Regions from separate parts of the Homo sapiens genome. Here region 2 is linked to region 1. The links are chromatin loops, found by intact Hi-C in ENCODE. Cell type or tissue: HCT116. All regions are shown on one strand. Links, peaks and the distances in the headings refer to the core of each region. The heading gives the core; the rest is flanking DNA. Region 1 has its middle 640 kb from the start of BCKDHB. Region 2 overlaps LINC02542 (long intergenic non-protein coding RNA 2542).

Region 1 (16,650 bases), core at 4,347-9,346:
TACTTTAATAAACATATATCTATAAAAATTTTACACCCAAATGAAATTTTACTCCTTGTGAAATAAATTGAATTCTCTTGTTTGTGCATAAAACTTAAAAAGGAAAATAGAAAAAAGGTGCTATCACTTAGCAATTTAACCTGTTTATTGTTGAGTATCCAGCAAAGAACAATAAAAGTGCTAGTAATGAGGATAATTAATCTAATGAATGTGTTTTTGTGCCATTATGTCTATTGGTTTAAATAAAAGTTATTGAGGTAGTGTTGATGGCTTGTTTACTTAGTAATTTCTCAATATTTATGATTTTCTTCCTCAATATGAACATCGTGACACATACGCTATTAATAAAAATTTCAAGCACAGATGGAGGTGAGGAGCATTTCTCAGTTTGTATTGAACAGTTGGAGAATTATCAAGAAGAGTAAATAAAATAAAGCTCTACTTTTTATTAAAGAAGGTTTGCCAATGAAGTAAAAACTTACGGAAAAGGAAGTTCAGGGTTTTTTTAATCGTTGTGAACCAATAAGATGTAAATGCCATCCATATTAAATCCAAAATACACATTGTGTTTCCCTGTAATTTCTTCTCTGAACTCTGTTTATATCTTTTGGCTCATATGTGGATTAGTATTTGCTGTCTAGAATGGCAAGCCTTGATTATTAGCAAATAATATTATTTCTCAAATTACACCTTGACATTTATTCTGATGTATTTACCCCCAGTCAATCTATTTCATAATAAAAACTTGGCAAAGGCATCACAAACAGTTGGAGCTTTTGAAAAGTACATTGCAATAAAAATATGAGACCATGTTTTTCCAACAATTCTCAGGTTTCAAATAGAAAGTAAGCTGAGTGTAAATTAAAATAGATAGTATTTAATTACTGAAAGCACAGTAAACATTTGTGTGAATATATAATATGATTATAGTGGTAGATCTTTAGAATGATATTGGCTATGTGGCACATTTTCCATTACACCATTTAATCTCATTTTATCTTTGAAAAGAGCAAGCACATGTTAATAAGGTGTCAGCCCACTATCCTCTTACTTCTCTTCCCTGCGTTTTAGCCTCCATGTTGCTGCCTGAATTTAAGGCAGAATTTACCTTTACAACATTGTACTAGTTTCATGATATAATCAACACCTCTGAAACTAAGGCTTGTCTTACTACCTGACTTTGAGTTGACTTGCTACATGTGCGAGATCTAACTGCTACCGCCTTTCTCAGTTAATTTTTCTGAACTTGCTACTTTGTGCACTCAGCAACAGCTGAAAGATCATTTATGTTTATCTACTCTCATTCTGCTCCTCTTGATAAGTTCAGTTCGTTGGCTTGTGTATCCTGGATATAACTGTGGAACTTTATGGACTGATGGTGCCATTTCCTTATTTTCTGTTTTTGCTAAATCAGTAAAAATAATAATGAAATTCCTAGACTCTAAGATATTGTTATCTTTGGTTTAGAATCTTGCTGTGAAATATATGCAACAATTTATTATATGCCTGCACTAATATATATTGATTCATTCTAAAAAAGCTACTATGACTAGTGCCATAATCATAGTTTTTGTCTATGCCTTCTTTCATAATGCATACCAGATTCATTATTTATGAGGCTTAATAGTTTGGAAGATTATGAAAATATCTTCTTAGCTTAATATATGAAGTATTGATAGTGATTTCTGACAGACTAATACTTTGAGGTCTTATGTAGTACATAAGCTTCCTCTGCAATGACCCTCCCACAAATCAGAATGAAGACATTAAATTTTCATTTGGTGTGGTCATCAGAAACTGAAATCTGCAAGATTCTTGATTTGAGATTCAAAACCTAGTATGTGGATGATGGAGAAAATTTCAAAGTGCTATTAAAATGAGACAATCTGATAGGTTGGCCTGAACCCTTATCTAGTGTGGTCAACCATTCTAGTTTGCCTGGCACTGGGGCTTCCAGGACCTGGAATTTCAGTGCTAAAATTGGGAAAGTGTAATTGAAAAGTGCGGGAGTGTCATTTAGTTTTTTTCCTCTCTGCCGTGTTTTTGCTGTAGCCCAGAAATAAGGTGTAAAGCCTTAATTAGGATTCAAATTAAGTATTTTTTGTGAGATTTAGTAATGCTGTCTACTTTACACCTCATTTTAAAATTATATCTCAAACTGTCTTATTGAAACATTCATAGGCTACTTTATAATATTTTCTGAGTTATACATTTATAATTTTTATAATACAGTTATGTCTTGCTTAATGACAGGTATGCTTGCTGAGAAATGCCTAGTTAAGCGACTTCCTCATTGTGCAAACATCATAGAATGTACCTACACAGAGCTAGATAGTATAGCCTGCTAAACACCTAGGCTGTGTGGTATAGCTTATTGCTCCTAGGCTACAAACCTGTACAGCATGTTTCTGTACGGAATACTGTAGGCAATTATAACATAATGGTATTTGTGTGTCTAAAAATATCCAAACATTTAAAAGGTATAGTAAAAAAATGGTATAAAAGATAAATATGGGTATGCCTGTATAGGGTAGCTCCATTATCTAATGGGCTCACCATTGTATATGTCTGTCATTGACCAAAACATTGTTGTGCATGACTGTATATTAGTATCATCTCTAACATATGGACAAAGAAAAAATTCCATAATATATAAAAGAAGTCAAATTATGGTTCTAAAACCAAAATTCGCTCCTTTTTTGTTGCATTCCCTCCCTCTCTCTGTCCCTCCCTCCCTTCCTTCCCTTCCCTTTCCTTCCTTCCTTTTTTTTTTTTTTCAGTACTGAGGTTATCAATTGTCTGTTCTATGAAAGTTACTCATGTAAAGTCTTTAGGATAAAAGGATCATTCCATCCAGGAATAAAAATGTCTAAGTGGATTCTTGACTTAAATTTATTTTAAAATGCTTTCTTTTTGTTACAATACTATATTAAGTGTTGGAATATATCAGTTCTATATTGTATTTTTTAGATTTAGTCAAACCAAAGACCCTGATACAGCAAGAATAAAAATATATCATGTTCAACAAAAGCCAATTTTTGACCTGAGTCACCTATGATGTGGATGGCAGTATACAAAGGGTTTATATTTTTTTAATTTTATTTTCTGGTTGATAAAAAATAATCATACATATTCACATGGTTCACAGTGATATTTTCACACATAAAACATATAGTAATTAAATTAGGATAATTAGCATATCCATTATCTTGAACGTTTATCATTTCTCTGTGTTGGGAACATTCCATATCCTCTTTTGAGCTATTTAAAACTAATAATACATTACTGTTAACTATAGTCAGACTACAATGCTGTAGAACACTAACTTATTCTTACTATCTAGCTGTAATTTTTTATCCTTCAATAAATATCTGCCTATCTCTCCTTTCCCCATACCCTTCTCAGTCTTTAATATCTTCTGTTGTACTTTTTACTTCTAGAAGATCAATTTTTTTTAGCTTTCACATATAAGTGAAAACATGCAGTATTTAATTTTTTACTACTGGTTTATTTCACTTAACATAACATTCTCCAGTTCTAGCCATGTTGCTGTGAATTATAGGATTTCATTATTTCGTATTACTGAATAATTTGTATTCCCTTACGTATATATACCACATTTTCTTTATTCGTTCAGCTGTTGCTGGACACCTAGGTTGATTCCATATCTTGGTTATTGTGAATAGTGCTGCAATAAACATTGGGGCACAGATGTCTCTTTGATATAATGATTTCCTTTTGATCATTCTCAGTAGTGAGATTGCTGGATCATATGTTAATTCTATTTGTAGTTTTTGAGGAACCTTCATACTGTTCTCCATAGTGGTTGTACTATGTATTCCCACCAACAGCCTTTAAAGGCTCTCTTTCTTCCACATCCTCGCCAGCATTAATTATTTTTTTCTTTGATAATAGCCATTCTAACTGGAGTAAGATGATATGTCAGTGTGGTTTTGATTTTCCCTTCTCTGATGACTTGATTTTCATATAGCTGTTGGCCATTTTTATGTCTGTTTTTTGAGAAAGGTCTATTCAGATCATTTGCCTATTTTTATTCCTTTTTTTTTTCAGTTGAGATGTTTGAGTTCCTTGTCTGTTCTGGATGGATATTAATCCTCTGTAGGATGAGTAGTTTGCAAATATTTTCTTCCACTTTTTAGGTTTTCTTTTCACTCTGTTGATTATTTCCTTTGCTGTGCAGAGCTTCTTAGTTTGATATAATCCCGTTGTTTTTGTTTTTGCTTTTGTTGCCTGTGTTTTCGAGGTCTTATTAATAAAATGTTTTCCCAGACTAATATCCTGAAGTGTTTCCTCTATGTCTTCTTTTAGTAATTTTACCATTTTGGATTTCACATTTAGTCCTTTGATCCATTTTGAGTTGATTTTTGTATAGGTTGAGAGGTGGAAGTCCAGTTTAATTCTTCAGCATGTGACTATCCAGTTCTCCCAGTACCATTTATTTAAGAGATTTCCTTTTGTAAATGAGTATTCTTGGCACCTTTGTCAAACATTAGTTGGCTGTAGATAAGCTGATTAATTTTTGGATTCTCTATTCTGTTCCATTCATCTATGTGTCTGTTTTTATGCCAGTACCATGTTGTTTTGGTTACAACACATTTGTAGTATGTTTTGAGGTCTAGTAGTGTGATACCTCCAACTTTGTTATTTTTGTTCAGGATTGCTTTGGTTATTTGGGGTCTTTCGTGGTTCCATTCATGTTTTAGAATTGTTTTCTGCATCTGTGAAGGATGTCATGGGTATTTTGATAGGAATTGTGTTGACTCTCTAGATGAATTTGAGTGTATTGTCATTTTAATAATATTAATTCTTTCAATCCATGAGTATAGAATGTCCTCCTATTTTTTGTATTCTGTTCAGTTTCTTTCATTAGTGTTTTGTAGTTTTCCACGTAGAGTTCTTTCACCTCCTTGGTTAAATGTATTGCTAGATATATTATTTTTTGGAGGTAGCTATTCTAAATGGGATTACCTTCTGGATTTCTTTTTCAGCTAGTACATTGTTCATGTATAGAAACACTACTGATTTTTGTATGTCAATTTTGTATCCTGCAACTTTACTGAATTTGTTTCTCAGTTCTAAGAGGTTTTTGGTAAAGTTTTTAGGTTTTATTATATATAAGATCATGACATCTGCAAGATGTTCAACATATGCAAATTAATAAACATCATACATCACATCTATAGAATGAAGGACAAAAATCATATGATAATCTCAATAGATGGAGAATAAGGTTTTGATAAGCTTCAATATCTCTTTATGATAAAACACTTAATAAATTAGGTATGGATAAAAATACTTCAACACCGTAAAGGCCATGTATGACAAATCCACAGGTAACATCTTATTGAATGGAGAAAAGCTCAAAGCTTTTCTTCTAAGAACTGGAACAAAACAAGGATACTCACTCTCACAACTCTCATTCAAATAATACTGGAAGTCCTAGCCAGAGAAATTATGCAAGAGAAAGAAATAAAGAATATCCAAATTATAAAGGAGTAAGTATTCACCTCTGACCTCTGAGGATTTGATGTGATCAGAACTAAAAATACAGATTTCTTGGATGCTAATAATATTAATTGTTTCCATAATTGGGGAGACTTCTCAGTATTTTTGCTTCACTTTAATTTACAAATTACAGTTTAAGGTGGTTTTCCACCTGAAGTTAGGAAATATCATTGGTGATCTTCCTTATTGTAATTGGGATGCTTAAAAGATAGCAGACTTTTCTCTAAAGAAGACATATAAGTGGCCAAGAGGTGTACAAAAATTATCATCATCACTAATTATTACAGAAATGCAAAAAAATTACAATAATATCACCTCACACCTGCCAGGATGGTTATTACCAAAGAACAAAAGACGAGTGTTGGCAAGGACATGGAAAAATTGGAACCCTTGCCTTCTGCTTATGGGAATGCAAAATATAGCAGCCAGTGTAGAAAATAGTATGGAGATTCACCAAAAGTTAAACATAGAACTTTGATGTGGTCTGGAAATCTCACTTCAGAGTGTTTATTCAAAATAATTAAAATCAGGATCCCAAAAACATATTGGCACTCCCATGTTTATTTCATTTCAGCACTATTAATAATAGCCAAGATGGAAAAACTACCTGCTCATTGACTGTTTAATGGATTAAAAATGTGATAGACACATAATGATATACTATTCAGCCTTAAAACGGAAAGAGACCTAGCAATATATTTCAACATGGTCGAATCTTGAGGACATTAAGCTAAGTGAAAATAGCCAGGGACAGAAAGACAAAAACTGCATTGTTCCACTTACATGGGGTATCTAAAATAGTCAAATTCACAGAATCAAAAAGTAGCACAATAGTGCTTGCCAAGGGCTTGGGGCAAAGGAAATGGGGAGTTGAGTTACTTATCTAAAGGCATAAAGTTTCAGTTAAGTAAGATAATTAAGCTCTAATAATCTGATGTACAAACATTATGTCTGTAGTAAGCCATAATGTTTTGTACATTTGTACATCATGTTTTGTACATTTGTAAATTTGTGAAAAGGATAGATCTCATGTTGTGATTTACTACAGTAATAAAGATTACGAACGTTAAAACTCTTTTATTTACTAATATAGTAGGAAAATATTTATATTTTTCTTTTTATATAAGTATGATTTACTAGTCTTTTAGATGGGATATAAATATCTGTCTATGCCAACCAATCCAAAGTTTTTTATTCTTTATTTTAAAAGCATTTTTCAGCATAGTGTAGGTGTTTTCAAAAATTTGTTCTATATGCCTAGTCTAACTATATATCTAATCTAAACTATTGGCTTAGAAAATTGAAGTTAATAGGTCAACTAGGGCCTTTGTAGGAGCTAAATGGCTCAGAACCTAACCAGTAGACTGTGGCGTCATTTCCTCTTAACACCAAAACAGTCTCTTTATTGAAAAAGATCAGTCACCAAGAAACATGTTATTTTTCTCACACATAGATGGCGCTGACCCATCACCATAAACACCTTTACTGAGTTTTCACCAATGAGTGGAATTTACTGAGTTTTCACCAATGTATCCATGTCTGGTCCCCAGATACTTTCTATTTCTAGAACTCTAACTGGGGTTTTGGGTGGAGTGAAGTCCTAAACAAGAAGCTGTTGTTATTGTGTATAACCAAGCATGTTAATATTTAGAAACGAAACATGTTGGCTGACCGGACTTTTCATATTTCAACTGAATAATTAGTTGGTATTGTGAGTGAAGACAATGGAGCCTGACTTGGACCCTTTTGCTTGCTCAACATCCCATGAACATAATCATTCTGAGCTACTGAGGATTTCATTGCATCACCTTCGCATCTGTTTTCCTTTTTTGAATGGAAGGGAAGAAACCAAAATTTACTGACAATCTAGTATATGCTAATTATTGGGTTAGTCATAAATGATATATTATTTAATCCCCTCATCCCAGTGGAAATTGGATTATCTTTATTTTACACAGCAAAAGGATGAAGGTCAGATATGTTATATGACTCTAGATCTCATAAGTAAGTCACCAAGTCAGCATGGTCTTGTGACTGATGCCTAGTTCAAAATTATTTAGGATTTAAGTCAAATGTTCTTTATATATAAACTTGTTATGAAATTAATAGTTACTTTTCTGTAATCCCAGCACTGTGGGAGGCTGAGGCAGGTGGATCATTAAGGTCAGGAGTCCAAGACCAGCCTGGCCAATATGGTGAAACCCCATTTCTACTAAAAATGCCCCAAATTAGTTCAGTGTGATGGTGCACACCTGTAATCCCAGTTACTTGGGAGGCTGAGGCACAAGAATCACTTGAACCCAGGAGGTAGAGGTTGCACTGAGCAGAGATAGTGCCACTGCACTCCAGCCTGGGAAACAGAGCAAGACTCCATTTCAAAATAAAACAAACAACAGAACAGAACAAAACAAAACAAAAAACTAACTTTATAATAGTCTTAATACTAATGTTATACTATCGTGGCTGCCACAGAGAAAGGTAAATATTATTTCTTTGGAAGGACAGAATACATATAGTAGCTCTCTTAAAAGATTGTCATACAATGAGTCATGAGATTAACCAATGTTCTCTTTGGTTTTAAAAAATTATTTATTAAATTAATTAATTAATTTGAGTAGGGGTATTGCTGTTGCCCAGGCTAGAGTACAGTAGCATCATCGTGGCTCACTGTGGCCTTCAACACGTGGGCTCAATTGATCCTCCCATGTCAGCCTCCCTAGTAGGTGGGATTACAGGTGTGTGCCAACATGCCTGGCTGTTTTTTGTTGTTGTTGTTGTTGTTGTTAATTTTTGTAGAGATGGGGTCTTACTATGTTTTCTAAGCTGGCCTTGAACTCCTGGCTTCAGGCAATCCTCCCATCTCAGGCTCCCAAAGTGCTGGAACTACAGGCATGAGTCACTGTGCCTGGATTTTCCTTTTGTATAGAACATACTGACTTGTGTAGGTGAAGATTTAGAAATATACAAAATATACTCCTTCTGTTGTTTATATTATTTAGTGAAAACCTATTATCTAGAATTGATATTTAAAAGTTATAAATATATTTTTACAATTTTATTAAGGACTACATGAATTTGAAAACTTCAAGGCCCATGGAAATCATAGGAAAAAGTACATAATTTTGATAGGTTTAAGAGAATGCAGTTTTATTAAAAAAAAACTTGGCTATTTTTGATGATTTGACAAAATTAATACAACACAGACACTTTACTACATCATTTATACTGGCTGCTTCTGAAGATCATCAGGACCACTCTCTTCAGAGACAAGAGGAAAAAAATCTGCTACTCATTATATGAAATTTGAAAACATCTGGATATTCCTTCCAGGGTTCTCTCTCACTTACCCAGTTTGACTCAATTACATCAGATATACCTACTTTTGCTCTCTAAGACCATGTTGGTAAAATTTCATGAGACATAATTATTTTTATATAAATTATCTAAATAAGAAAGGTGCTTATTTCTTCAATTTGGCATACTGTAACTAAGTCTCTATAGTTTAGATTATAGGATCTTCTCAAATCTTTGCATTTAAGGTACTTGTCATAAGCATTTGGTAAAGAAATCCCATGACAAAATTTATGGCGACCCGTAAAGAAGGACATTCAACAGAAGGATCAACATAAAAACAGAAGCAGAGGCCAGTGAACATGTAGGCACAGAGGCATGAAGACTTTAGGACTAAGGAAAATTTGAAGGTCAATATGCTGCAAGAGAAAAACAGTAGTTCTCGAGCCTTGACTTTCAGCTCCATCAGCTCCTTTAAGCACTTCTCTGTATTGGTTATTCTAGTTATATATTCATCTAAATTTTTTTCAAAGTTTTTAACTTCTTTGCCTTTGATTAGAATTTCCTCCTGAAGTTCGTACTTTGATCATCTGAAGCCTTCTTCTCTCAACTCGTCAAAGTCATTCTCCGTCCAGCTTTGTTCCATTGCTGGTGAGGAACTGCGTTCCTTTGGAGGAGGAGAGGTGCTCTGCTTTTTAGAGTTTCCAGTTTTTCTGCTCTGTTTTTTCCCCATCTTTGTGGTTTTATCTACTTTTGGTCTGTTGATGGTGATGTACAGATGGGTTTTTGGTGTGGACGTCCTTTCTGTTTGTTAGTTTTCCTTCTAACAGACAGGACCCTCAGCTGCAGGTCTGTTGGAGTTTGCTAGAGGTCCACTCCAGACCTTGTTTGCCTGGGTATCAGCAGCGGTGTTTGCAGAACAGTGGTTTTTCGTGAACCGCGGATGCTGCTGTCTGATCGTTCCTCTGGAAGTTTTGTCTCAGAGGAGTACCCGGCCATGTGAAGTGTCAGTCTGCCCCTACTGGGGGGTGCCTTGAGAACTATGTGAAGAATGCAGAAGCCTCAGGAGACGATGCGATCAACTGCAAGAAAGGGTATCAGTGATGGAAGATGAAGTGAATGAAATGAAGCGAGAAGGGAAGTTTAGAGAAAAAAGAATAAAAAGAAATGAACAAAGCCTCCAAGAAATATGGGACTATATGAAAAGACCAAATCTATGTCTGATTGGTGTACCTGAAAGTGACGGGGAGAATGGAACCAAGTTGGAAAACACTCTGCAGGATATTATCCAGGAGAATTTCCCCAATCTAGCAAGGCAGGCCAACATTCAGTTTCAGGAAATACAGAGAATGCCACAAAGATACTCCTCGAGAAGAGCAACTCCAGGACACATACTTGTCAGATTCACCAAAATTGAAATGAAGGAAACAATGTTAAGGGCAGCCAGAGAGAAAGGTCGGGTTACCCACAAAGGGAAGCCCATCAGACTAACAGTGGATCTCTCAGCAGAAACTCTACAAGCCAGAAGAGTGTGGGGGCCAATATTCAACATTCTTAAAGAAAAGAATTTTCAACCCAGAATTTCATATCCAGCCAAACTAAGCTTCATAAGTGAAGGAGAAATAAAACAGTTTACAGACAAGCAAATGCTGAGAGATTTTGTCACCACCAGGCCTGCCCTAAAAGAGCTCCTGAAGGAAGCACTAAACATGGAAAGGAACAACCAGTACCAGCCGTTGCAAAATCATGCCAAAATGTAAAGACCATCGAGACTAGGAAGAAACTGCATCAACTAACAAGCGAAATAACCAGCTAACATCATAATGACAGGATCAAATTCACACTTAACAATATTAAATGTAAATGGACTAAACGCTCCAATTAAAAGACACAGACTGGCAAATTGGATAAAGAGTCAGGACCCATCAGTGTGCTGTATTCAGGAAACCCATCTCACATGCAGAGACACACATAGGCTCAAAATAAAGGATGGAGGAAGATCTACCAAGCAAATGGAAAACAAAAAAAGGCAGGAGCTGCAATCCCAGTCTCTGATAAAACAGACTTTAAACGAGCAAAGATCAAAAGAGACAAAGAAGGCCATTACTTAATGGTAAAGGGATCAATTCAACAAGAAGAGCTAACTATCCTAAATATATATGCACCCAATACAGGAGCACCCAGATTCATAAGGCAAGTCCTGAGTGACCTACAAAGGGACTTAGACTCCCACACAATAATAATGGGAGACTTTAACACCCCACTGTCAACATTAGACAGATCAACGAGACAGAAAGTTAACAAGGATACCCAGGAATTGAACTCAGCTCTGCACCAAGCAAACCTAATAGACATCTACAGAACTCTCCACCCCAAATCAACAGAATATACATTTTTTTCAGCACCACACCACACCTATTCCAAAATTGACCACATACTTGGAAGTAAAGCTCTCCTCAGCAAATATAAAAGAACAGAAATTATAACAAACTATCTCTCAGAACACAGTGCAATCAAACTAGAACTCAGAATTAAGAAACTCACTCAAAACCACTCAACTACATGGAAACTGAACAACCTGCTCCTGAAGGACTACTGGGTACGTAACGAAATGAAGGCAGAAATAAAGATGTTCTTTGAAACCAACAAGAACAAAGACACAACATACCAGAATCTCTGGGACACATTCAAAGCAGTGTGTAGAGGGAAATTTATAGCACTAAATGCCCACAAGAGAAAGCAGGAAAGATCCAAAATTGACACCCTAACATCACAATTAAAAGAACTAGAAAAGCAAGAGCAAACACACTCAAAAGCTAGCAGAAGGCAAGAAATAACTAAAATCAGAGCAGAACTGAAGGAAATAGAGACACAAAAAAACCTTCAAAAAATTAATGAATCCAGGAGCTAGTTTTTTGAAAGGATCAACAAAATTGATAGACCGCTACCAAGACCAATAAAGAAAAAAAGAGAGAAGAGTCAAATAGACGCAAAAAAAATGATAAAGGGGATATCACCACTGATCCCACAGAAATACAAACTACCATCAGAGAATACTACAAACACCTCTATGCAAATAAACTAGAAAATCTAGAAGAAATGGATAAATTCCTCGACACATACAACCTCCCAAGACTAAACCAGGAAGAAGTTGAATCTCTGAATAGACCAATAACAGGATCTGAAATTGTGGCAATAATCAATAGCTTACCAACCAAAAAGAGTCCAGGACCAGAGGGATTCACAGCTGAATTCTACCAGAGGTACAAGAAGGAACTGGTACCATTCCTTCTGAAACTATTGAACTCAATAGAAAAAGAGGGAATCCTCCCTAACTCATTTTATGAGGCCAGCATCATCCTGATACCAAAGCCGGGCAGAGGCACAACCAAAAAAGAGAATTTTAGACCAATATCCTTGATGAACACTGATGCAAAAATCCTCAATAAAATACTGGCAAACTGAATCCAGCAGCACATCAAAAAGCTTATCCACCATGATCAAGTGGGCTTCATCCCTGGGATGCAAGGCTGGTTCAATATACACAAATCAATAAATGTAATCCAGCATATAAACAGAACCAAAGACAAAAACCACATGATTATCTCAACAGATGCAGAAAAGGCCTTTGACAAAATTCAACAACCCTTCGTGCTAAAAACTCTCAATAAATTAGGTATTGATGGGACGTATCTCAAAATAATAAGAGCTATCTATGACAAACCCACTGCCAATATCATACTGAATGGGCAAAAATTGGAAGCATTCCCTTTGAAAACTGGCACAAGACAGGGATGCCCTCTCTCACCACTCCTATTCAACATAGTGTTGGAAGTTCTGGCCAGGGCAATTAGGCAGGAGAAGGAAATAAAGGGTATTCAATTAGGAAAAGACGAAGTCAAATTGTCCCTGTTTGCAGACAACATGATTGTATATCTAGAAACCCCATTGTCTCAGCCCAAAATCTCCTTAAGCTGATAAGCAACTTCAGCAAAGTCTCAGGATACAAAATCAATGTACAAAAATCACAAGCATTCTTATACACCAATAACAGACAAACAGAGAGCCAAATCATGAGTGAACTCCCATTCACAATTGCTTCAAAGAGAATAAAATACTTACGAATCCACCTTACAAGGGATGTGAAGGACCTCTTCAAGGAGAACTACAAACCACTGCTCAATGAAATAAAAGAGGATACAAACAAATGGAAGAACATTCCATGCTTATGGGTAGGAAGAATCAATATCGTGAAAATGGCCATACTGCCCAAGGTAATTTATAGATTCAATGCCATCCCCATCAAGCTACCAATGACTTTCTTCACAGAATTGGAAAAAACGACTTTAAAGTTCATATGGAACTAAAAAACAGCCCCCATCACCAAGTCAATCCTGAGCCAAAAGAACAAAGCTGGAGGCATCACACTACCTGACTTCAAACTATACTACAAGGCTACAGTAACCAAAACAGCATGGTACTGGTACCAAAACAGAGATATAGATCAGTGGAACAGAACAGAGCCCTCAGAAATAACTCCGTATGTCTACAACTATCTGATCATTGATAAACCTGAGAAAAACAAGCAATGGGGGAAGGATTCCCTATTTAATAAATGGTGCTGGGAAAACTGGCTAGCCATATGTAGAAAGATGAAACTGGATCCCTTCCTTACACCTTATACAAAAGTCAATTCAAGATGGATTAAAGACTTAAACGTTAGACCTAAAACCATAAAAACCCTAGAAGAAAACCTAGGAAGTACCATTCAGGACATAGGCATGGGCAAGGACTTCATGTCTAAAACACCAAAAGCAATGGCAATAAAAGCCGAAATTGACAAATGGGATCTAATTAAACTAAAGAGCTTCTGCACAGCAAAAGAAACTACCATCAGAGTGAACAGGCAACCCACAAAATGGGAGAAAATTTTCGCAACCTACTCATCTGACAAAGGGCTAATATCCAGAATCTACAATGAACTCAAACAAATTTACAAGAAAAAAACAAACAACCCCATCAAAAGTGGGTGAAGGAGATGAACAGACACTTCTCAAAAGAAGACATTTATGCAGCCAAAAAACACAAGAAAAAATGCTCATCATCACTGGCCATCAGAGAAATGCAAATCAAAACCACAATGAGATACCATCTCACACCAGTTAGAATGGCAATCATTAAAAAGTCAGGAAACAACAGGTGCTGGAGAGGATGTGGAGAAATAGGAACACTTTGACACTGTTGGTGGGACTGTAAACTAGTTCAACCATTGTGGAAGTCAGTGTGGCGATTCCTCAGGGAGCTAGAACTAGAAATACCATTTGACCCAGCCATCCCATTTCTGGGTATATACCCAAAGGACTATAAATCATGCTGCTATAAAGACACATGCACACGTATGTTTATTGCAGCACTATTCACAATAGCAAAGACTTGAACCAACCCAAATGTCCAACAATGATAGACTGGATTAAGAAAATGTGGCACGTATACACCATAGAATACTATGCATCCATAAAAAATGATGAGTTCATGTCCTTTGTAGGGACATGGATGAAATTGGAAATCATCATTCTCAGTAAACTATTGCAAGAACAAAAAACCAAACACCGCATATTCTCACTCGTAGGTGGCAATTGAACAATGAGACCACATGGACACAGGAAGGGGAACATCACACTCTGGGGACTGTTGTGGGGTTGGGGTGGGGGGAGGGATAGTATTGGGAGATATACCAAATGCTAGATGATGAGTTAGTGGGTGCAGCGCACCAGCATCACACATGTATACATATGTAACCTGCACATTGTGCACATGTACCCTAAAACTTAAAATATAATAATAATAAAAAAAAAGGAAAACAGTAAATTTTGTGGGATCACCTTGAGTCAAAAGTTTAGAATGAGTTAAAGAGTTTTTATATTCATTTAAGCAGAAACAGGCCAGATTATTGGTGGATGGCTCTAGAGCAAGTGTTTGGCCATGATATTAGCGCTGGAAATGGAAAGGTAGATAAAGAATTAGGCTTCATACATGGAGAGAGGGTGGTGGTGGAGGAATGGAATTTCTAGTTAATGGGAGAACTGGGTCTTGGGAAACTTGAAAATTGATTAGAATATTGAAAACAAATATTAGAACTCAGATAACATGTCAGGGGAATTCTTTCACCTGGGAAAGGAAAGTTCCACATATTATCCATTTTATTTTATCCTTATCTTTATTCTTGTCATATACACTCTTCCACTTATACAGTGGATCGTATTAATTTTGCTTTTGCAAACATTCTACCCCTGTATTTATTCTCCTTTTTTTCTACCTTAATGATATCTCCGTCTTCCCTGGATATTCCTATCAACATTCAAAGTTTCAAACAAAATCTAGGATGTTTCAATATAATCAAAGCAAAAAACTTCCTTCGTCACTAGTCTGCGTCCAGATTCTACCACACTTCAATATTTTCCTTAATAGGATGAAACAAAGAAAGAACAACAACAAAAATGCAGCTCAAGAGTTGTTTAATTTCCAGTCCTCACTTCTCAACTTCCCATTTACTCTCTAGTGGTCCAGTTTCCACCCCCATTCCTGTCAAAAATTATTACTTCATGGACACCAGTGATTTCCATATTATCAAATACATAGGGTACTTCTGTCTTCATTTCCCTGTGCTTAGTAGTATCCAACACAGATGATCACTCACTCGGTATTGAAACTATTTTCTCTTTTGGCTTCTAAGACAGTATATTCTCTTGGCTATCCATGTAAAGAATAATTTTACTTTGGAATAAGTGAAGGAGATTACTAGATAGATGTCTTTTCAATGCAATACTGGATCTTCTGGGATTGTTTGGTTCTGTGGGGCTTCTGAGCTACTTTACAGTTGGGATTTATGGATAACTGAAAGCAATATAAATAATTCTTATCTGTAGACATGAAAATAAATTCTATATAATGGGGGATACAATTCTCACCTTTACCTCCCTCCAAAATTGTATTTTGGGTCCATTTGTATATTTATTTTAACATTCCTTTCTTTACACCATATGTACTTTGACTTCTTTAGATTAGTTGTAACATCTGCATGAGTCTTTGTTGATTAATGAGTTAAATAAAATTTTATATGTATTTATTTTATGTCTACATAAGAGTGATAGTTCTAACTTTTTACTTTTTAAAAATATTTTTTAACACACACTCTCCTTGATATGACTCTTCGATATGATCACAGCTTCTAGGTCTCGTTGGCTGGCTTCTACTTCTACTGATAATTTTTGCTCTGTCTCTGTTTTTCTCTGTAAGTGATCTCATTCAGTGATCCTCAGTTTTCAGTCATATCTTTATGCTGATTATTCCCAATTATTTATTTATAGCCCTGACCTCTTACTTGAACTCCAGAATTATATATCTAATTCCTTATCATATATCCAGGTCTTATCAATATTTGCTCTTACAGGAAGCAAATGGACCTCTTGATTTCTGTTCCCCTTTTATCCATAAAAAATGGCAACAATAATAAGCAATCCAATGAAAAGCAAACAACCTGCTTCTCTCCCATTTCCTCGTTTCAATAAATCAGTATCATAAACAATTGCTTAAGTAAGAAACTCAAGTACCCACATCACCTTATCCATCAATAAGCTTTGTCTTTTCTACTCTAAAGTATCTCAAAATTGTTACTTGGTTTTGTTTTCCTTGTAACTACCATATCATCTCTTCCCTGGACCATACTAATAACAGTAGCTTCTGTTAATACTTTGTCTTGCTCATTACTTCTATTCTTGTCCTTTCATAGTCCTTTACTACCAAGCAGTCAGATGGATTTTTAAAACATAAATC
Region 2 (16,650 bases), core at 5,191-10,190, 1.2 Mb after region 1:
ATCAAATTAGAATTCGAGATTAAAAAACTCACTCAAAACCTCACAATTTCATGGAAATTGAACAATCTGCTCCTGAATGACTCCTGGGTAAATAATGAAATTAAGGCAGAAATCAAGAAGTTCTTTGAAACCAATGAGAACAAAGAGACAATGTATCAGAATCACTGGGACACAGCTAAAGCAGTGTTAAGAGGGAAATTTATAGCACTAAATGCCCACATGAAGAAGCTAAAAAGATCTCAAATTGACACCCCAACATCACAATTAAAAGAGCTAGAGAGGCAAGAGCAAACTAATCCAAAAGCCAGCAGAAGACAAGAAACAAATAAGATCAGAGAAGAATCGAAGGAGATAGAGATATGAAAAACCCTCCAAAAAAATCAATGAATCCAGGAGCTTACTTTTTGAAAAAAATAACAAAATAGATAGACTGCTAGCTAGACTAATGAAGAGAGAGAAGAATCAAATAGACATTAAAAAATAATAAAGGGGATATCACCACTGAGCCCATAGAAATACAAACTACCATCAGAAAATACTATAAACACATCTATGCAAATAAACTAGAAAATCTAAAAGAAATGGATAAATTCCTGGATGCATACACCCTACCAAGACTAAACCAGGAAGAAGTTGAATCCCTGAATAGACCAATAACAAGCTCTGAAACTGAGACAATAATTAATAGCCTACCAACAAAAAAAGCCCAGGACCAGATGGATTCACAGCTGAATTCTACCAGAGGTACAAGGAGGAGCTGGTACCATTCCTTCTGAAACTATTCCAATCAGTAGAAAAAGAGGGAAACCTCCCTAACTCATTTTATGGCCAGCATCATCCTGATACCAAAAGCAGGAAGAGACACAACAACAACAAAAACACTTCAGGCCAATATCCCTGATGAACATCGGTGAGAAAATCCTCAATAAAATACTGGCAAACAAAATCCAGCAGAACATCAAAAAAACTCATCTACCACGATCAAGTTGGCTTCAACCCTGGGATGCAAGGCTGGCTCAACATATGCAAATCAATAAACATAATTCATCACATGGAACCAATTACAAAAACCACATGATTATCTCAACAGATGCAGAAAAGGCCTTTGATAAAATTTAACATCTCTTCATGTTAAAAACTCAATAAACTAGGTATTGATGGAACGTCTCTCAAAATAATAAGAGCTATTTATGACAAACCCACAGCCAATATCATACCGAATGGGCAAAAGCTGGAAGCATTCCCTTTGAAAATCAGTACAAGACAAGTATTTCCTCTCTCACCACTCCTATTCAACATAGTATTGGAAATTCTGGCCAGGGCAATCAGGCAAGAGAAATAAATAAATGGTATTCAAATAGGAAGAGAGGAAGTCAAGTTGTCTGTTTGCAGATAACGTGATTTTATATTTTGAAAACCCCACCATCTCAGCCAAAAAAAATTTCTTGAAATGATAAGTAACTTCAGCAAAGTCCCAGTATACAAAATCAATGTGCAAAAATCACAAGCATTTATTTACAATAACAACAGGCAAGCAGAGCACCAAATCATGAATGAACTCCCATTCACAATTGTTACAAAGAGAATAAAATACCTAGGAACACCACTAACAAGGGATGTGAAGGACCTCTTCATGGAGAACTACAAACCACTGCTCAAGGAAATAAGAGAGGACACAAACAAATGGAAAAGCATTCCATCCTCATGGATACGAAGAATCAATATCGTGAAAATGGCCGTACTGCCCAAAGTAATTTATAGATCCAATGCTATTCCCATTAAACTACCATAGACATTCTTAACAGAATTAGAAAAAACTATTTTAAATTTCATATGGAATCAAAGAAGACCACTTATAGCCAAGACAATCCTAAGCAAAAAGAACAAAGTTGGAGGCATCATGCTACCTGACTTCAAACTATACTACAAGGCTACAGTAACCAAAACAGCATGGTACTGGTACCGGTACCAAAACAGACATATAGACCAATGGAGCAGAACAGAGACCTCAGAAATAACACCACACATCTACAACCAACTGATCTTCAACAAACCTGACAAAAACAAGCAATGGGGAAAGGATCTCCTATTCAGTAAATGGTGCTAGGAAAACTGGCTAGCCATATGCAGAAAACTGAAACTGGACCCCTTCCTTACACCTTACACAAAAGTTAACTCAAGATGAATTAAAGGCTTAAATGTAAAACCCAAAACCATAAAAACCCTAGAAGAAAGCCTAGGCAATATCATCCAGGACATAGGCATGGGCAAAGACTTCATGACTAAATGCCAAATGCAATTGCAACAAAAGCCAAAATTGACAAATGGGACACAACTAAACTAAAGAGCATCTGCACAGAAAAAGAAACTATCATCAGAGCTAGCAGGCAACCTACTGAATGGGAGAAAATTTTTGCAATCTGTCCATCTGACAAAGGTCTAATTTCCAGAATTTACAAAGAACTTAAACATATTTACAAGAAAAAGCAAACAAACAACCCCATCGAAAAGTGGGCAACAGATATGAACAGACACTTCTAAAAAGAAGACATTTACGTGGCCAGCATACATATGAGAAAAAGCTCAACATCACTGATCATCAGAGAAATGTAAATCAAAACCACAATGAGATACCATCTCATGCCAGTCAGAATGGTGATTATTTTTAAAGTCAGGAAAAATACATGCTGGGGAGGCCATGGAGAAATAGGAATATTTTTATACTCCTGGTGGGAATGTAAATTAGTTCAACCATTGTGGAAGACAGTATGGTGATTCTTCAAGGATCTAGAACCAGAAATACCATTTGACCCAGAAATCCCATTACTGGGTATATACCCAAAGGAATATAAATCATTCTGCTATAAAGACACATGTACAGGTATATTTACTGCAGCACTATTTACAATAGCAAAGACATGGAACCAACCCAAATACCCATCAATGATAGACTAGATAAAGAAAATGTGGTACATATACACCATGGAATACTATACAACCATAAAAAGGAATGAGATCATGTCCTTTGCAGGGACATGGGTGAAGCTGGAATCCATCATCCTCAGCAAACTAACACAAGAACAGAAAACTAAACACCGCATGTTCTCACTCATAAGTGGGAGTTGAACAATGAGAATACATGGACACAGGGAAGGGAACATCACACACCAGGGCCTGTTGAGGGTTGGGAGGTGAGGGGAGGGAACTTACAGGATGGGTCTATAGGTGCAGTAAACCACCATGGCACATGTATACCTATGTAACAAACCTGTGCATTCTGCATGTGTATCCCATTATTTTTTAGAAGAAAAAAACGAAAGAAAAAACAACACGTCTGTTGGTGCCAAGACAAATTAATAACCTTTAATTCCAATGAGATCCACAGCATCTGGCAATCCTTTCATGATACTCCAATCAAGTCCCTCTCCCATTTTCCATAATGTATTTCAAACCTTCTGTGCTCTCCTAAAACCTCGTATCCCCCCATATCATCACTGTCATTCTTAGCTGATTACTTCCTCTACTTCCCAGAGAAAACAGAAGCCATCATTCAAGAAATCTTTGAGCTTCCTACACAAACCCATACATTTATTTGTGTTGTCTCTGTTCTTTCCATTTTTCCTCCTGCCTCAACAGAGGAGTGATATACTTTGGATGTTTGTTCCTGCCCAAATCTCATGTTTAATTGTAATTCCCAGTGCAGGAGATGGGGCCTGGTAGGAGGTATTTGTATCATGGGGGCAGATCCCTCATGGTGTGGTGCTGTCCAGATCAGGTTATTTAAACATATGAGGCACCTCCCCCCAGCTCTCTCAGTCTTGCTCCAGTTTTCACCATATTATGTGCCTGCTCCCGAGAACTTCGCGAAGCATATGCCTTCCACCATGATTGTAAGCTTCCTGAGGCCAGGAAGCTTATGCTGGTGTTACGCTTCCTGTACAACCTGCAGAACCATGACCCACTTAAATCTTTTTTCTTATAAATTACCCAGTCTCAGGTATGTCTTATGCTGGTGTTATGCTTCCTGTACAACCTGCAGAACCATGAGCCACTTAATCTTTTTTCTTATAAATTACCCAGTCTCAGGTATGTCTTTATAGCAATGCAAGAATGGCCTAATACAAAGAGTTATTTATTCTCCCATTTAAGGCTAACCTTCACTCAGATGCAGATTCCCATTCTTCTCATACCCTCAGGAACCTGCTCTGTACACTATCCCCTTTCTCTTATATTTTAATCAAGAAATGTGATCAACTAGTTTCTACCCACCAACACACAACATACTAAGCCTTCTACAATTAATTTTTTAAAAATTCATTCATCCCACATTCTCCTCCAATTTAACACTGCAGGATTCTTCTTCACCTTTCCTAATTTTATATTTGTCTGAAGAACTCTAGTTTCCTACAACAATAGCAATAGACTTAATCATGGGCATTATCTTACAGTACAGTCATGTATCACTTAAGGACAGTGATACATTTTGAGAAATTAATTGTTAAATGATTTCATCACTGTGTGAACATCATAGAGTGTACTTACACAAACCTAGATTGTATAGCCTACTACACACCTATGCTATCTGGCATAGCCTATTGCTCCTACAGTACAAACGTGTGCAGCATGTTACTGCACATGCTACTGAATACTGTAGGCAACTGTAACACACTGCTAAGTATTTGTGTAACTAAACGCATCTAAACACAGAAAAGGTACAGTAAAAATACAGTCTAAACAATTTTTAAATGGTATTCCTGTATAGGACACTTACTATGAATGGAAATTGCTGGACTGGAATTTTCTCTGGCTGAGTCAGTGAGTCAGTAGTAAGTGAATGTGAAGGCCAGGACATTACTATGAACTACTCTAGACTTTACAAACCCTGCACACTTCAGCTACATTAAATTTATTTTAAAATATTTCTTTCTTCAATAATAAATTAACTTTAGCTTACTGTAATATTTTTACTTGGTAAACTTTTAAATTTTTTCAACTTTTTGGTCCATTTGTAATAACACTTAGCTTAAAACACATTATACAGCTGTACAAAAATATTTCCTTTTTATATCCCTATTCTATAACTTTATTAACTTTTTTATTTTGCTTTTTAAACCTTTTTGTTAAAACCTAAGACAAAAACACACACATTAGCCTAAGCCTTCACAGTATCAGGATCATCAATATCACTGTCTTCCACCTCTACATCTTGTTTGGCTAGAAAGTCTTCAGAAGTAATAACATGCATGGGGTTGTTATCTATGATAATAATGCTTTCTTCTGGAATACCTCCTATTGGACTTGTTTGAAGCTGTTTTACTGTTAACTTTTTTCTTATAAGTAGAAGGAGCATCCTCTAAAATGATGATAAAAAATGAAAGTGTGGTGAATACATAAACAAATAACATAATTGTTTATTATGATTACCAAGTATTACGTATTGTACATAATCCTACGTGCTATACTTTCATATGAATGAGAGCACAGTAGATTTGTTTACACCAGCATCACCACAAACATGAGTAATGCATTGTACTATGACGTTACAATAGCTATGACATCACCAGGCAATAGACATTTTTCAGCTCCATTATAATCTTATGAGATGACTGTCCCATATGCACAATGTCTGACCAAAACATTGTTTTATATTATTACAGTCTCATCACCAAAAACAAACCTACCATGTGAAGATTAACATTTCTTTGCAACTCTTTTTGTCTTTAGAATATATTTAATTTAAAGTGTACAATCAGAGTACTGTGATCCAAGTTACTTGAATCCATTATTCTCATATATATAGTTGTATTATCACTTTGACAAAAAGATTCATTTATTTCTACTTGTATTAGTTTTTCTTCATTTTTAAAATTTCATTTTTTCATATTTACAAACTTTTACATGATACAAATATATATAAAGGTAAGCTCAAAAAAGTTATACTCTCAACCTATCAATCCTGTCCCACTTGCACCCAACCCTAATATATAATCATTTTTATTCAATTCTGGGACATTCTTCTTGAATTTCTTTTTTTGCAAAAACTACATACTCTTTTTCACTTATATTTCTTCACAATGCTACCATACCATATACACTTCTTATACTTTGCTCTTTCTACTGACAATATATCTTGGCTCAAGTCAATTTTATGTTATATTTACTGGCATATCAGTAATATTTACTGTTTCTTTCTCTTGGTATTTAGGAAGGTTTTGATCTTCTTCCAGTGGTTACCTCTTTCTAATATTGTTTGTAATGTCTTCAGTCCACTTTTGCCTTTCTGAGGCTTCTACTATTTGGTTTGTCAACTCTAATTGATATACTTGGACTGCACATATTACCTATAAAGCAATAAGTTTATTCTTTCCACCTTCTCCTCACTTTTCTCTGTGTTTCTGGGGAGTTGTCTTATTTCTACTTTGTCAGATTGTATAATGCTTATACACTCTTTCTCCACTATTTGTTTTAATGTTAGGACTACACTGAAATATATTCCATGTATACTATCAGTTCATTTGCCAGAGTTTTTCTAGTCTTCTGTTGGTTGGATAAAGCTTAACTTCTTGTTCTATTTGTGAATATACCACTCCTTCAGTTCTCACACTTTATCTTCAAAACTGTTTTTATATAGCATTGGTGGTTTAACACTAACTTGTCTAGATATAAAAGCTTTCACTCACACTTCCTGTTCTTGCTTTTAAAAACTCTTGTTTCAAAGTTGTTTTGCTTTGTATCTTGCTGTCAAGAACTCTGATTTAAACTTTATTTCTTTCTCTTGTAAATTATATTGTCTTTTTGTCTGGAACACCTGAGATTATTTTTTAATCATTAAAGTCTAAAAGTTCATTAGCACATATTTCTGAGTTGATCATTCTAAGTCACTTTTAGTCCCACATAGGTGGATTCAGGTTTTTAAATTTATAATAAAACAATAATTTTAAATAACATTTCTGTTATTCCACTGCTTTGTTTTTTTCTGATTTAAAGACTCCAATTGTATGTATGTGAGATCTTCTTTGCCTATCTTCTATAACTATCACTTGCTGATTGTTTCTTTTTCTTGTTATTTTCACTCTCTTGGCTATTTTAATTCTCTTCCTCAATTTCCCTTGTGATATTTGTCATTGATTCCTTTCTCTCTTGGTTACCCTGTAGCTTAGTTTTCATTCCTAAAATGATTTTATCCTTTTTTTTCCTATTTCTTTCTGGATTTAGCTTAATTCTCATATCCTTTCGCCCCTTTCTTCTGAATATTTGAGTTTCTATTGGGATGGGCTTCTTAACATATGAAAATAATATTATTTAATTCAGTTTTATTACTCTTCACGGATTTTTCTTAGAATTTTCATCAGTAGGAACATTTTGATTCTTATTTTCCATCTTCTTTATATAGTAACCTTTATGGTTGTTGTTTACAGTAAATATCTTGTATTTTCTGGATTAACAATAAGGAATAATTCTGTGTTGACAAATGTGAGACATTTGGTGGCTTACTAGTTTTTTAGTTCAAGAGCACCCTCTTCTGTTGATATAATAAAATGTAATTTTATTAAATGGCACCATTTTTTAAGAGAAGAATTGGTTTGACTTTATTTTATTTTATTTTATTTATTTATTTTTTTGAGATGGAGTTTTGCTCTTGTTGCCTAGGTTGGAGTGCAATGGCACAATCTTGGCTCACTGCAACCTCCACCTCCTGGGTTCAAGCGATTCTCCTGTCTCAGCCTCCTGAGTAGCTGGGATTACAGGCATGTGCCACCACGCCTGGCTAATTTTTGTATTTTTAGTATAGATGGGGTTTCTCCATATTGGCCAAGCTGGTCTCAAACTCCCAACCTCAGGTGATCCGCCTGCCTCAGCCTCCCAAACTGCTGGGATTACAGGTATGAGCCACCACGCCTGGTCAGTTTGACTTTTTATTAAGTAATCTTCTTTTGTTTATTTGGATCCTATTTTCCAATGATTTTTTTCTCTTATTTCCTTCACCACCAAGTCCTTTCAATTCCCCACAGATGGGACTCTTCCAAGATTTCCATCTTAGATCCCCTGCATTTTGAGCCACTTCCTTTTGAATTCCTGCAGCCAGCATTCTGACATACGAGATGATTTTTTTAATTCATTGTTTTATCACCGCTAAACACCCCGCCTTCCTTTTACCATGAAGTCTCCACTTGATTTCCATTTTGATGTGTGCTCCAGAGTTGTCTTTGCTGGTTAGTTTATTTCCCCTCTTTCATGTAAATGAAATTTTTGGTATCTTTTATCTCCTAGTTATGTGGTGGGCATGGGTCCATAGAGTTTTACTTGCTCTCCTTATCTGTATAGTTTTGGGAAGATGTTTGGTTTTTGGTTTAGGTAGCTATCATTTTTCTTAAGTTGTAATGTTTCACAGGGGTCTTTTCTAGAACTCCCTTTTCACTTTTCACAAATGCTGAGTGACCTCAACCACTTCTATTCCTTAAATTAAAGCTTATAGACTGATGACTAACAAACTTTATTTTGTTGCTGGGCTCCACAGCTTTTGCTAATAACAAACAAGGTATCTCAATAGGACATAGCACAGTTGCCCCCACTTCACATAAACAAAACTAAATTATGTTTTATTCTTCACCCTCTCTCATACCTGCTCCTCCTCCTGTGTCCCTCATCTTAGTAAATGGTGTCATATCACCCTCCCCAACATACTTTGTTATGGTTGCCTAAGACAGAAAGCTTTCTATCACTCTGGCCCCAGTCACTCTCTAAGTACTAAGTATTCTACCTCCAAAATATCTCAAAACTGTCTTCCACCCTTCTCCAAATTCAACAGTTTATGGCAGCATCACCTCTTGACTGGATTACTACAACAGCCTCCAGTTGAAATTCTTGCTTTCACTTTTGCCTCTTTCATGCCACAATCCACATAATTTTGATAAACATTTCATTTAATTATGTCATTCCCCTTCCAAATGTTACACTGCCTTCTTGATACAGTCTAACTCTGTTAGAATGATCTAAGTGACTATACATAACCTGATGACTGCTTACCTCTTTAGACTTCTCTTTCATCAATCTCTGCCCTCACCTCTTCCCTTCCACTATGAAACACACAGAAACAGAAACAGAACAGTCTCCAAAAATGGCCACAACAATATTTTTAGTTCCATATGCTGTTCCAGAAGCATGCCATTCCCCCTCAAGAAGTGAAATCTAGTTTCCTTCCCCCTGAACATGATCCAGCCTTAGTGACTCACCTCTAATGAATGAAATGCCATTATAGTGATGCTGTATAGCTTACAAATAAAATCAGTACACCTTCGGCCTGGTGCACCTCCTCTCTCTCTCTCTCTCTCTTTGCACATATATGTTATGCCTGGTTCATGGTAGGTATTCCATAAATTATATTTTCTATCATTCTCATGTTTCAGATTAAGAAACTGAGACAAGTTAGAAAGTTCAATAATTTTCCTAAGGTCACATGGCTAGCAAGTGGCAACGCTGAAATTCCATCTCAAGTCTGTTTGTCTGCTGAGCCCATGTACCAGTATGGCTTGATTCTCCACTCATCCTTGTCTTATTTTATTCTTTGGCGTTTATCCATTATATTCCTTGTTCTAGCAAATCATACTTTCAGATACTTTCAGAAAGCTTAATTGAAATTTAAGGATGTAATTGAGCAAAAGAAAATCACTTAATGAGAGATTAAAAATGAAATGTTATGTTCTTATAGAATGCCTTTTGGGAAAGCAGTAAACAATATTTTCATGTTATAATATTTAAACACGGATGTGATCTAACCAAAATTCTATTATTATGTTGAGGGGGGAGATAGGGCTAAGAGGAGTGAGAGGTGTTTCAGAAGGATAAGTCTTCATTTACTATGGAGGGAAGTCAACAGATAATGTCTAAAATTGATAAGCCAAAACAGCTATATAGCCATATTATGTAGAAAAAAAAAACAAGCATAGTTGAAATGCCTGTGGATAACAGGACTTGGAGGCTAGAAAAGAGGTGGAGTAAAAGACTAATATTTCCATTACAAACTTTTAAGAAATATTTGAGTTCATAAAAATGAATGTGTATTTGATTAAAAATAATTAAAATAGATTATTTACCCATCTGGAATTTATATTGTGAGTGGGGTGAGATAGAGATCCAAACATCACAGTTTTCCAACTGCCTGTCCAGTTATTATCTAGGCCAATTTTAATTACAGTACTTTCTTTCTTCTCGCATATTTGTAATTTGAAGGAACACCAATAAATATGAAAATGTGGTGTCATACACACACTCCGTTCTTTCTTTTTTTAAGGTCAATGTCATGCTCTTAGATAATTTATGCCTGAATTTCTTCAAGTCACACATGAAATGCTCAGAGAGGTCACAAACATCAGGTGAAATATGAGAACTGGATCTTTAGAGGACTTAGGTGATAAACATGCTGAGAACATTTGCTTCACATGAATGTTGCCTGTGCCCCCAGCTGCCCTCTACTTAATGTGAATTAAAAGTCTGACACACAAATGGCCAATGAGTACATGCAAAAGTATTCTATTAGATTGGTGCAAAAGTAATTTTGTTGGTAATGGAACAAATAATAGAAACAAAAAAGTAATTTTGTTTCTATTAGTTTGATGCAAAAGTACTTTTAATGGCAAAAACCTCAATTACTTTTGCACCAACCTAATACATCATTAGTCACTGGGGGAAAATGCAAATTAAACCCACATTGAGATACTAGTATACATCCACCAAAATGAATAAAATTTTAAAATACCTATAGAGCTAAATGTTGCTAAGGATTTGGAGAAACTGCAATTCTCATAAACCGATAGTGAGAAATTTTCCACCACACTGGAAAATTTGGGAGAAGTTTTTAATGAAGTTAAATGAACATCTGCTCATATAGCCAGTAATTCCACTTTTACGTATTAAGCAAAAATAAATGAAAATATACATTGGCAAAAAGATTTGAAGCATAATGTTTAAGTCACTTCATTCACAATAACCAAAAACTGGAAATAGCCCAGGTGTCTGTTAAAATAACAAGTAAACTGTGACACATTCATACAATAAACTACTCAGCAATAAAAAGAAAAAACTACTCATAAAATCAACACAGATAAATCTCAAAAACAGTTTGATAATTGAAATAGCTGTTATGTGCTAAATTGTGTTGCCAAAAGTTCATATGTTGAAGTCCTAACCCCCAGCACTTCAGAATATGTCCATGTTTGGTGGCGGGGCCTTTAGAGGTTATTAGGAAAAATAAGGTCTCATGGATAGGCCCTAATCCAATATGCTGGTGACATTAGAAGAAGAGATTAGGACATGGACAAAATATAAACAGAGGGGTGACCATCTCTGAGGTCACAGTGAGAAGGCTGCCATCTGCAAACCAAGAAGAGAGGCCTCAGAAGACACCAAACCTGCTGACACTTTGATCTCAAACTTCCAGCCTTCAGAAAAATCAGAAAATAAATTTCTGTTGTTTAAATCACTCAATCTATGGCATTTTGTTATGGCAGCCCTAGAAAACTAATACAGAAGCCTTACACAAAAGAGTACATACTGAATTATTCCAATTATATGAAGTTCTATAACAGGCAAACTATTCTAAGGTGAAAAAAATCAGAAAAGTAGTTACCTCTGAGGGGTGGGTAGGGGATTATTTGGGAAGGGGCATTCCAGGACATTTTGGAGTGGTGGTAAAAAAAAAAAGTTTGGGTTACACAAATATATACATTGATCAAAACTAATGAATGTCTACTTAAGATTTGTGCATTTCATTGTACATAAATGCTATATCAAAAGAGAAAAACTAGAAAAGTTATTGGACCCCACTTCTGACATTAGATGTTGTATGGTTCCCATTTCTTCTCTTTTCACTACAATCGCAAACCCAAGCACCAGCTGTGCTATTGATATTTTGCATTTTGCATTTGCATATCTGCTAAACTCAGCAAGGTGAAATTTGGTGGCTGAAATGCCTGGGCTGTGTTCATTAGCCAAGAGAGGTGAGTTGAAGAATGAAGCTGAATTGAGAGGTGACATTAACTTTTTATTCCCAGAAAAAAAAAAAACTCAATTGTAACACCAGCCAAAAGCATTTGATCTTCAGTTGAAATAAATTTAGTAGATCAAAAATCTCAGCATATAAATCTATAATATTCAGGGCCCTGAGTTGAACATTATTAAACTGAGAAGGGCTAATTCTCAGAATTATTTGAGGAGCAAGGAAATAGAAATTTGCAAGAGACCAGGTGATAGCAGCAGGACCTGTTCATGTAGTCTGGCTTCCTACAGTTACAACATGAGAAAGCCTCTGACTCTGGTTCAATGTTCAGACACATTTTGGGAAAAGGGGAAGAAAAACTCAAAGGTTCTATCTATGTCCTCCATCCTATAAGTTATCTAGCTTGTATTCTAGATGCTAATATTCTACTTTTTGAGAAATTCTACCCTTTGTGCCTTTCAAGGGATTCAGCATTAATTTCTCAAATTGCCTTAGGACATCTGCTACATAATCTCCTTGGCATTTAGATTCTTTTTGGCCCATGTATCAAGTTTCATTTGTTTCTGAGTGAGTTCAATCTTTTTTTACTTCACTAAGATTTCTTTTTTTTTAATATACTTTAAGTTTTAGGGTGCATGTGCAGTACGTCACCAAGATTTCTTATTTCACCTGAAGGAAATGGGTGGGAAGCCATGGCTCAGGATGACCCATGCAGCTATGGCTCCAAAAGTCTGATCGTAGAAGAGGAAAACAAACAGCAGTTCTGAATCTATGAGATTTTGGATGAGGCATTAAATATAGTATTTTTAGGTTTATTATGAGAGTCCTTCTCACAATACTCAGCTTTTTGAATAAACCTAAAAAAAGTACTAAGCTTTCAAAATATTTGAAGAAAAAATTGTCTAGCTTTCAACTTGACAGCACTTCTGAAGAAATCTCTTACTGCCTGAACTCCTCACTTTTCTCCTCTTTATTCTTTTGTAAATAAAAAGATGTTGCTTCGAATGGGCTAGAAGCTCAGCATGGTCCATAGAATGAAAGGTGCTAGAAATCGGTGAGATTATCCCAATCTCCATCTGGAAGAGTCCAACATTGACTGTGAAAACCAACACTTAGCTATAATTCAAAGACTTTATGAGGTCTCCTAAAAATGCAAATCCTATTCTTCTAGGTCCTATCTTTCTATATAGGATATTACAGAGAGGTGTATTCTGAATCTCTTTTACATCCTTCTAAGACTAATATTACATTTTTAAAAATCCTTAAATAAATGAATAAAATTCTTTAAAACCTTACAAAACTGACCAATACGTAGGATCTGAGTCAGGAAGCTGATGTGAATGATATTATGATTGCTCCCTGAAGTTTCTGATCACTATAATATTCTGTTCATTTTTACTTTGCTCACACCCTGGAGTGGAAATTTGTCTCCATTTGTGAACTTCAATGTGACAACATTTTAAGGACAACATGTTCTTCCATATATTTTTTTCAGTCAAGATTCTTTCTGGCTGGTCTTTACATTTCTGGTTGGTCATACTTCACAGAGACTTTTTTTTTCTTCAACTTTTATTTTAAGTCTGGGATACACGTGCAGGATGTGCAAGTTTGTTACATAGGTAAAAGTGTGCTATAGTGGTTTGCTGAACAGATCATCCCATCACCTACGTGTTAAGCCCAGCATCTATCAGCTGTTCTTCCTGATGCTCTCCCTCCCGCAACCCTACCTCTGATGGGCCCCAGTGTGTATTTTCCCCACTTCCATATGTTAATGTGTTCTCATCATTCAGCTCCCACTTATAAGTGAGAACATGCAGTGTTTGGTTTTCTGTTCCTGTGTCAGTTTACTGAGGAGCATGGCTTCTAAGTCTATCCATGTCCTTGCAAAGGGCATGATCTTGTTCCTTTTTATGGCTGCATAGTATTCCATGGTATATATGCACCACATTTTCTTTACCCAGTCTATCATTGATGGGCATTTAGGTTGATTCCATACCCTCGCTATTGTGAATAACGCTGCAATGAACATACATGTGCATATATCTTTATAATAGAATGGCTTATATTCTTCTGGGGATATACCCAGTAAAGAGACTTTCATCAAACACCACTCTCCCCAAGGATAGATCATAATCAATGCCTCAGCTAACTTCTTTCTAAATCCTCCTATTCCTTAGATTCTACTTAGTTCCCTTAATAAATATGAAATCTAAAGCCCCTTAACTCCCTTAATAAAATAACGGTACTATTATGCTTTATCTCAACCCATCCCAACTGAGCTTAGCAAGTGTCAGGAATAGTGACACAATCAATAACCCAACAACTGTGGAACTTTATAATCCAAATCCCCCACGAAAATAAATGGATATTATTTGACCCAAATTGTGTTTTAATCAAATCTTTCAGCGACTAAATATTGTTTCTCAGAATACAGCAATATGGAGAGTGATGTGATTTGGCTGTGCCTCCACCCAAATCTCATCTTGAATTCCCATGTGTTGTGGGAGGGACCCGATGGAGGGTAGTTGAATCATGGGGCAGGTCTTTCCTGTGCTGTTCTTGTGGTGGTGAATGAGTCTCACAGGATTCAATGATGTATAAGGGGGAGTTTTCCTGCACAAGATCTCTTATCTTGTCTGTCGCCATGTGAGACATGCCTTTCACCTTCCACCATGATTGTGAAACCTCCCCAGCTTCTGAAAGTCCATTAAATGTCTTTCTTTTGTAAATTGCCCAGTCTCAGGTATGTCTTTATCAGCAGCGTGAAAATGAACTAATACAGAAAGTAAATGAAAATATTTAAATCTCTGAAGTATTCATGAAAACAATTTTGCCATTTCCAAACGGTCAGGCCCCTTTAAAATCCAAGCTAACAGAAAAAATAATAATTTAATACACATCAAAGTTCAGCCAACATCACAAAGGGAGTCTTCAAACTCTTGAATTGATATAAGAAGATCATATTTCTTTGGTACTTTTCCAGTTTCCAGAAGACAGTAGTATGATGAGTCTTAATTTCTATATATTGATTGACAAGATACACTTTTGTGTGTGAAATCAGTGTAATAAATAACCGAACATTATATCCTCCAAATATTCATTAGGCAATAGCACAATGCTGGTAGGTAATATACTTTATCTTGGACTGTTCATCCAAGTTTAAATCTAAATTTATTAGATTATTCTGCACATATTCTTTCCAGGTCTTTCTCTGCAAAGTGGATAAAAAATGGAGCACAGTTTCTTAAGCTAATTCATCTTCATAACTTCACCATATTAAATGCAATCTCTGTGATAAATTGAAATGTAATTTCACATACATTTTTAAGGGGTTAATATTATTAAATGTGTAAACTCAGTTCACCGCAATATCTTCACCTGGAAATACTAAAATGTGAAATGATTTCCTAAAACTTAATATGAACTTCATTGACACTGCTGGAAATGTGTTGCCACATACTTATTAGAGCAAGCAATATTATAGGCCTAAGCCGACTAGGGTGGAATGACAATTTCTACTACTATGACTTGAGATTAATAATGATGAAAATAATTGACAACTTTTTATTCAAAATCATCTGTGGGAAAAACAAATTCTTTTAAATATATATATAAGATAGAAAATAGGCTGAAACCAATCTTGACCATATCTCTTCTGGGAGAATAAAGTTGGCTCTCCTATGTCTTGATTTGACAATACGTGTAGACAAAAACACAGTCTCCTTTTTTCCCTTGAGCAAACTCCCCCAAAGCTATCAAATTCATTTTAACTTAAATCACTCAATGACTCATAAAGTTCATATCTGTTTCAAAAAGATAGCTCTGAAAAGAAGGCTCAATAACAAGTGACAACAATCAGTAAAAATATTTTGGCAAATTGTTGCCCATGGTAAGACTTTTTTAAAGAAATGATAAAAACATACATATCCATTGAAAACTAGACAATCTTTGGGATATCTCACCTGAGTGTCAGTGTAACAAACATGCCAAGCACCAAGAAAGTCCAAACAGAAAACTTTCCACATACTCAGTTGTTATTTGCTGGATTATAAAACTATATGGCTTATGTATAAATAAATATATAACAGTAGAAATCCCCTCATTATTTCAAGTATTCCAAAGACTACTAGGAGAATTATGATAATCTGGTGATCTTAAGCACTAAAAAAAAATGTTGGGTAATTCGAGTAAACAAAAGTATTAAGGAGATCGCTAGCATTTTGATTGCTTCACAGTATAGAATGAGTACTTCATATTTTGTAGATTCCAAAAAACCTCAGAGTTGAGACAGAAAAATCTACGACTGTAATATGTGATCAATTTTATAAAAATAAAAATATCCCCAAGAAAAGATATTTTGTTATAGATTTATTTAGCATCTGACCAATATGTGTAAGTATTCCCAACCCAGTTTAAGCAACTAATCCTAAAAGAGATTGTTAAGTATAACTTCCTGCCTGACAAAAAAAAAAAAAGCAAACTCCTTTATCTTCTCAAATTTAAGAACAGTCAATCTGTGAAATTTACTCTAAAATCCTATAACTTTAATTTCATCACCTAACATACATTAAAACATATAAAGTAGAAAACATATATAAGATAAAATCTAAGATTGATAGTTAACCTATTGCTTTCGTATATGAGAAATTTTTACT

Evidence for each region. Hi-C counts contacts between places; a loop is a spot of excess contacts. Peaks named below come from ENCODE experiments on the same cell type or tissue, not always from the same donor. Only the 100,000 strongest peaks of a DNase experiment are listed, where the experiment ranks them.
Region 2: it touches region 1 in a loop (2.8-fold over the local background); 2 of 110 quality-filtered maps call a loop at or near these places.

Annotation. Positions count from the first base shown.
Region 1 is chr6:80,735,708-80,752,357 of GRCh38, forward strand. No RefSeq gene overlaps it. Among named protein-coding and RNA genes, the nearest start is that of BCKDHB, 640 kb to the left of the region's middle. In HCT116, for the core only: a CTCF peak has its summit at 6,979; a DNase peak (open chromatin) is centred at 7,004.
Region 2 is chr6:81,972,884-81,989,533 of GRCh38, forward strand. All of the region lies in intron 3 of LINC02542 (long intergenic non-protein coding RNA 2542), which reads right to left. Among named protein-coding and RNA genes, the nearest start is that of LINC02542, 120 kb to the right of the region's middle. RefSeq lists a silencer at 15,816-16,016. In HCT116, for the core only: a CTCF peak has its summit at 7,491 (motif pointing left); a DNase peak (open chromatin) is centred at 9,228; H3K4me3 peaks cover 973 bases.